Linked DNA regions of Homo sapiens: all the other regions are linked to region 3. A link is a loop called in an ENCODE intact Hi-C map of the cell type or tissue named here. Cell type or tissue: OCI-LY7. All regions are shown on one strand.

What was found. Hi-C counts contacts between places; a loop is a spot of excess contacts. Peaks named below come from ENCODE experiments on the same cell type or tissue, not always from the same donor. Only the 100,000 strongest peaks of a DNase experiment are listed, where the experiment ranks them.
Region 1: a loop joins it to region 3, with 6 times the contacts of the local background. A loop is called at or near these places in 2 of 110 quality-filtered maps.
Region 2: a loop joins it to region 3, with 5 times the contacts of the local background. A loop is called at or near these places in 3 of 110 quality-filtered maps.

Annotation. Positions count from the first base shown.
Region 1 is chrX:148,575,703-148,578,202 of GRCh38, forward strand. All of the region lies in intron 1 of AFF2 (ALF transcription elongation factor 2), which reads left to right. Among named protein-coding and RNA genes, the nearest start is that of AFF2, 76 kb to the left of the region's middle. In OCI-LY7, no CTCF peak of the experiment used is centred here; no DNase peak of the experiment used is centred here; H3K4me3 peaks cover 1,529 bases; H3K27ac peaks cover 2,500 bases.
Region 2 is chrX:148,131,996-148,134,495 of GRCh38, forward strand. No RefSeq gene overlaps it. Among named protein-coding and RNA genes, the nearest start is that of FMR1NB, 150 kb to the left of the region's middle. In OCI-LY7, CTCF peaks have their summits at 1,321 (motif pointing right) and 1,523; a DNase peak (open chromatin) is centred at 1,316.
Region 3 is chrX:148,500,962-148,503,461 of GRCh38, forward strand. It overlaps AFF2 (ALF transcription elongation factor 2), which reads left to right. Exons shown (of 21, transcript NM_002025.4): 1 at 1-183. The coding sequence starts at 137. Among named protein-coding and RNA genes, the nearest start is that of AFF2, 1.6 kb to the left of the region's middle. RefSeq lists an enhancer at 316-1,193. In OCI-LY7, a CTCF peak has its summit at 1,018; DNase peaks (open chromatin) are centred at 260, 270, 410 and 950; H3K4me3 peaks cover 2,500 bases; H3K27ac peaks cover 2,500 bases.

The DNA.
Region 1 (2,500 bases), 75 kb after region 3:
CTTTGAACTTGAACTCAGAAACTTCAACTTGTGTCCCATTGCAATAGCCATCTCTTTTAAAATCAGTCTTTTTTTGCTAATAAATGCAAATAATGTGTAAGTGCAAATAATAAATTATATAATAAAATAGAATAGAATATATAATTATCTGATATTATAATATTATATATATAATAAATACAAATAATAACATTTCTGACTCCTCAAGGAGCTAAATAGCATGTGGTGTGTTGTTTCTAGCTTTCTTCTCTCCTGTCTTTGAGTAATTGGGCTGATCATGCCCGTTGTTGCCTGCTATGGGATTGACACTGCAAGTTTAGCTATGACAAGAATTCAGTAGCAGTGTACAGGTTGCTTGAACACAGACAGACCTCCCTGCTTCTGTTTTGGTAATGTTTATAATGAAGGAAAGATCATAGGCAGCAGCACCTATTACAATTATTGTTATATTCAGGCATTGGCAGATATGGCACCCAGATGCTTTGCTGCAGTTTGTCTTAATAACTGGATTATCTGATTTCCTACAAGTTCTGCAATGACAAAGTGGCAGCCTTTGGGGGAAAGTTTCATAGAATGAGCACTGTTTTAGGCAAGGCAGCCAACTTGGTTTAAAATCAGATCCTATCAGAGGAATGAGCAGAGTCTACAATTATAGGTCATACAAAGATTGTGAAGATATTAAACGTGAAGCAAAACTCTTTAATTTCCTTATTTAATTTTGTTCTGAGGAGTTTAAATAATACTGCTTAATGCTATCAGGATGATGTCAGTACTTCGAGGAAATAACTTTCCTATTTAGACTTGGTCATGCAGTCTGTTTAACAGCTATTTCCTTTATAATGGCATGTTGCATTTCCCAGCATTCCTTAGGGCATGCAAGGAGAACGGCATGGTCTTCTTGAATAATTAATATGGTTTTCTGAGCAGTAGTCATGGAAACCCAAGCAGTGTCACATATTTGGATTATAAGAATTAGGCACATTTTGAATATAACGTTTAACCGAAAAGGTGGCTACCCACCAAAAACGAAAGTCTTTTTCCCAATTCCCCTAGTTTAGCGACATGAATGTGGTTTGGGGTGTGTGTGTGTATGTGTGTGTGTGTGTGTGTGTGTGAGACAGAGAAAAACTAATCCTTGCTTCATAATACAATTATTTTTATATTTTTGTGTTTGAATTGCTTAATTGGTTCTCTTCGCTCTATTTTTGAATTCTCTGTTTAATTGAAATGTTTTCACATGCAAGCTTCTGTTTTCATACTTTATCTAGGGCTGCTCAGTCACAGGTTATTACTTTTTTATTAAAGAGAAAATGTAGAACTTAATTTACAATAAAATAGCATAGACCACTCACTGTCTTGAGTATCTCTAAGGTATCACATCCTTTCTAATGCTGCCCCAAACCTCTGATGTTATTAGGTTGTAAGATTTTCAAGTGTGTTAGACAATTGCTATTCATGAAAAAGCCTAGTGTTACTGCGAAGTTTCTAGACCTGCTCTATTAGACCAGTTGTATATATGGTTCTTTTATTTGTCTCAAAAAGTGTCTCTTCAGAATCAATATCGTCATTACCTTGGATGTGTGTGTGTGTGTGTGCGCGCACACACGTGCGCACAAGTCAACCAGGCAATAGCAAAAAGCTATCATCCAGTCTTCAGTAATGGTGTACGTGAAAAGAATAAAAATAACTGGAAGTTATTTATAGAGTATAAACCCTCTGGTTTCATAAACCGTGTATGCTGCTATTTGCTCAGTTTTATTCCACAAACAACTGCAGTGTCTAAGGCTCCCAAACCTCTGCTTTCCTAGACTGATGAAGGAAGTGATTAGTAATACCATTAACAAATAACAGAAGAGTAAAAAGAATAAAGGGAAGCAAAGATTTCTTTTTGTTACTACTTCTAGTTTTCTGCCTATTTAAAATTGTCTTTCTTACAGAAATGTGCCATCTCATGGAAGGAAGCCCACACATGTTTGAACTATTTTCTTTTGCACTTTCATTTGTTAAATGTGCATAAATAGTGGGGATCTTCCTCGGAGCTCCAGATTTTTCTCTCATCTTACACTGATCCTTTCTCTATGGTGAATATGCTCAGCGGCATCATCTTTTTTCCCCCAAATGCCTTTACAACAAGGTATTACTGTGTCTCACTTGCATTAGGGCCCACCTACTTTGCACCCCTGAGGCTGTGCCTGTGCTTTCATTAGGATTCCAACTGCATCGCTGGCCAGGCTTCCATCCATCTGTTGATAAGTTGCAGCTCCTCTGCGATTCTTTTTGGAATTACCAGGCAAATACTGGACTGATGCTTCAGCAAATCCCCAAATTCTTTCTTTATTTTTATTTGGTCATGTGTTACACTTACTTTCACTCTTGGCCTTTAACTTTTCTGTGAACTGACTTAGTCAGAAAATTCCAATTGGAGGTGTCTTTTCTTATATCATTTTGCTTGTGCTTTTAGGTTTTGGAAATTTGTAGTCCTGTGCTTATGAAGTTTACC
Region 2 (2,500 bases), 370 kb before region 3:
AAAGACTACACATAGTGTTCAGTGTATACTGCTCGGGTGTTGGGTGTACCAACATCTCACAAATCACCACTAAAGAACTTACACATGTAACCAAACACCATCTGTTTCCCAATAACCTACGGAAATAAAAAAAAAGTGAGTTAACATACATGAAGTCCTTAGAGAAACACCTGGTATGTAGAGAATATTCATGAGCAGTAGATATTATTATTACCACTTACTGTTCAAGGTTCTGTATCATTTTAGTTGAAGAATATGCTGAGATTTCTAAGCAATTTTAAAAATATATCATTTACAGACATTTGTGTATATGAATCATAATTTTTCTGATACTAGGCAAGCAAAGGAAGTCCAGAAATAAATTAGACATCGAGACAAATGTCAGTGCAATTGATAACCATTATACCAAATTTCAAAATTTCATGTATATCCAGACAGTTTCATTCTTCTCATTAACCGACTTGATAATATGTAAATATTAGGTTGGTGCAAGAGTAAGTGCGCTTTTTGCCATTACTTTTAATCCCACTACTTTGAACATACTTCATATATTTTCCATCATTTTTCTTACCATTTTGTAAACAAATTCTTCCCCCATTCCTTTTAATTGCAAAAAACACACTGACTTTTGTACCAACTTAAATAGTTATATATTTGAAATTAAACAACAAAACTCTTCTGATATAATCTGTTCTATATATTAAGGTTCCATGTAAGATTGATTTTAAAAGTCCGTCCCACTGATTAAAAAAAAAAACTAAAAAGGTTTAAAGTTCATTGATCTAAAGAAAATAGTGTTTCTTTTACTGTAATAATAATGATGATAATATAATTTTTATGAAGTACTCTCTTACCTATGATCTCATTTGTTACAACAACCCAGCAAAACAGCCAGGGTCGGAATTATCATTCATATTTTACTGATGAGAGAATGAAGCCTCGAAGAGGTAAAAGTGACTTACTCGAGTGACAAGGCTATTGTGACCCAAAGCCAGAAAGGATTCCAATCCAATTCTTTATTCCTCATTCAGTTTTTTTACTTGACCTGCCTCGCAGCCGACAGGGCTAAATGTTCCTGTTCCAAAGCTGAGGGCCTTTTCTCCTGGGTGCTCCTGATGCAATGATTTATAGCAGAAGTGCGGGGTCATGCCTTTCTGGCTCCTTACAGGAGGGAGGTTTTCCGTGCACCTTGGCTTCTGATCGCACTGTGTAGTGAATTTGGAGGTGTCAAGGTGGACTCACACGGTAATGTGAGCCTAAGATGAGAAGTTAATTAGGTCTTTTGATATCTAATGAGGTTTCAAATCATTTATCACCAGTAGAGAGCACTATAAGATTAGAATTAATAGCAGGACTTGCATGAAGAAAATAATGTTTGTATCATGAATGTATTACAAAGGCGGAGTTAAAATGATTGATTTTAAGCAAGCATGATCTGCCCTTGTAATAGTAGATCATTTCCATCAGTTGAATCTTTACAAAGCAGTCACTCAAAACTTGCATTTAAATGTAATAGCAATATTAAAAGAAGTAGGCGTTGCTTGCTTGTTGAAGTTACATTGAAGAGGTTCAATTCTGAATCATAACCCAGGCATATGTGCCTTCTACTTGAATATCTTGCTTCCAAACCACTGTTGCAGTGTTTATAACACAGAGTTCCTTCTTTCTTCCTGACTCCTGTGTTGCATATGGGACTCCACACATACAGAATAGGTTCAAAGATATCAAGATACCATGGGGCTTCATGCTGACCCCCTTTATTTTTCTTACTTGGGATTTGTGGCTGTTGGGCTTTCTTAAACCTTTTTTTTCTGGTTGTAGATATAAAATCAAGCTTCATTTCATAAGTAGCCTTCAGTGTATTCATATTATTTAGAGACATGCAGTAAATACAAATCTGCCCACAGTCTACAGACTGAAATATTGGCATTTAGTTCCATCCTAATTACAGTATTTTACTAGTCTAACACTGACATGCATCACACAATGACTTTCATGCTGTGGAAAGCTTTGAAATGGATCTGCCTTAAAGATAGCTGCACTTACACTTCATATGTTTTTCATCATTTTTCTTACCATTTTGCCAGTTCCCCAAACTAGCTGTATTTAAACAAATTCTTCCCCCACAGCCATTTTGTTCTCTGATTTCACCCTGCCGTGAAGTCTCAATGCAAAATCGGCAATAGCATGATTGATCATTTAGCTGACAGCATAGTCATGAACACGAGGTAGAAACTTCACATCCAGTAAGAGGAGAAGCTGGAATGCAGAGGTATTAAAATACAAATATCTCCCATGAAAACAGAGGAAACATGAGAGGTTTAATGTTTGAATAAATCTCCTCTATTCCCCAAACCCTAGCCATTGATAAATGTGCTCCCTCTTCAATCTTGTTTCAGTATTCAAGTTTTCTCATAAGTAGTGTATTTATTGAAAAAAGCCCTCTCCCTTTACTCTGTCCTCATCACAACAGTAAAAGAACCCGCCCCCCGACCCGCCA
Region 3 (2,500 bases):
GCCCGGACACTTTTAGCTGGGCGGGAGGGCTGGAGAGCCGGGGGCCGCCGAGAACCGCCAGCGAGCTGTGCCGAGAGCCGCGCCGACCCGCTGCGATCAGGGACAGGCGCCCGCCCGCCGCCGCCGCCTGGCCGCTATGGATCTATTCGACTTTTTCAGAGACTGGGACTTGGAGCAGCAGTGGTAGGTGTTGATTTTTGCCTTCTCCTTTGATGAGCGAGTCTCCTGGCGAAGTCTGAGGTTTTCGCCTTTGTTAAGAGGAGCTGAAGCTGTCGTGGGGGGCGCCCCGGACTCCCTCCCACTTGCTCTCAGCCACCTCTGGCCCCGGCCGCGCTGACTCCTAGGTCGGATGCCGGGGTGGGGGGAGGTGCGGGAAGAGGGAGGGATGCGGACCCGAAAGCGTCGCTTTGCGCTCCAAGTCTAAAGAGTTGCATTTGGCTCACATCGAATTCGGTGCCGCCCGAGGGCTGAACCGCACGACCTCCCAGGAGCTTTTCTCTCGGAGCGGCTTGCCGGTCTGGCCTCCTTGAGCCCCGGATGCCGCCCGCCCGAAATGTCTCAACTTTCCAGGTGCCCAACGCCCGCGGCGGGCCATGGGGGAAAGGCAACGGCCAGGTGCGGCCAGCAGCCCTCTGCTTCCTTGGTGGCCACCGCCCCCGCTGCCGCCACCTCCATCCCTGCGCTGCGCGGCGCGCACACCTTTCCTTCTGCCGACTCAGCCCAAGTTCCCTGCACTCCCGGGTGGAGCAGCGGCTTTGGGGGCCACCACTCAGGGGACCTTGGTTCGAGGCCGACTTCGGCGCTTGGCTTTCAAGACTGAGGGTTTTCGGAGTTGGCCCCCCAAATCCGCAGCTCTGATGTCAATGCACATTTAATTACCGGATGGACCCCCTTCGGCCTCCCACTGGGAGGCAGCCGTAGTTTTTTGTAAGGGACCTCCAGCTCAGATTCAAAGGTTGAGTCAGCTCTTCACAAAATACCCTAAACTTGTCGCTGAGACATTTTGAAAGATGGTAGAAAGGTGACTGGGGACCTGGAAAGTTGTTAACTCTCTTAGAGATGTGCGTGCGCGTGTGCATAAATACTGATATACATATCTATTAACTTTTCAAAAACTTCACCTACTACAAACATTATCACAGTTTATTTGTCATAATACTTAAACGTATCAGATTCCCCCCGCAGTCTAAGGAATTAGATGGGGAGGGGGCGCAGTGGTAACCGCTTAAAATTGCATTCTTGGTTATTGCCTTTTAAAATGTATTTAGAATGATCTGTAGTACCTACCAATAGTGCGAAATCTTTTGCAATGTTAAACTACTAGCGGCCGTTGGTTATGAATGCTGTGTATTTTTACAAGGATTTCCCCTGTTGATGTGATATTTTAGGCAATTTCCTTCTTTAAAAAAGGGTCATATGCTTAGCCAACAGCTTCATTATGCCAATCATGCCTCCTTTAGTTGCAAATCCAAGATAGTCAGAACTTAAATACATTTTATTTTACAGCAATTCCGGATAAATCCTTGAAGCGCAAATTATGCTGTATCAGTATTAATCTATAAGGCGTTTTGGATACCACGGTTTTATCAGCTCTGTAGAAATACATTGTTACATTAAAAAATGCTGTTATTTGAAAGTAAAAATTACTATAAAATTATTGCTCAATTAGATATTATGCTTCTGCACACAGCCTTTACTCTGCTTCACTAATTTATTTTGCAGACAACTGATAACCATAGCACTCTATTTGCATACAATTTGCCTAATATGTGGTGTGGGTTACATCGTTAATTTAACAGACATTGTTATAATTAATTTCATGGGTATAGTTCAAATGTTAAACATATACAAGGTATTAGGTTTTTAGAAACATGTTTTTTATATTAATTCCGGTTTAATCTTATGCATATGCAATTGCATATTTAAAGGGAATGGACTCTTTTATGTTTGATTTCTTTAAAAAAAATGATAGGCTCCCTCACCCCTGTGGGAGGCTTTCTTTTTCTTATCTTAAGGAAAATGCAAAACCTTTTTTTCCTCCAGATCCCTAACTGAGACACATCAGTTAAGAAGCATAGACTTGGACACTTCGTGAATATTATGTGAAATACTGATTAATTAGTGTAACGCATCTGCATAAATAAGCCTGTCCTTTCCCTCTGTACATGATCCAGGAAAATTTCTCCTTCTTACTGCTCGTGAGTGGCACACTTCGTGATGCATCTCTGTTTATAAACATTTGTAATGTGGTTGTGCTTTTGTGTTTTGTATAGCTCCACAGAGAAAAGGAACATAAATGTGACAATAGTGGATGAACTAAAAAGCTTGACATTGTCTTGAGTGGAAATTGGTACCTTTCCCACTTCTCTTTGGAAGTCCAGAGCATGCCAGTTACGTGTTCATTATATGTTTACTTCCATTCCTTGGGAGTAAATAGCTACTTAAAGTGATGGCCTCCACTCCCCACGCCCCCAAGCCCCCAGGAGGGCCAAGAAAGGAA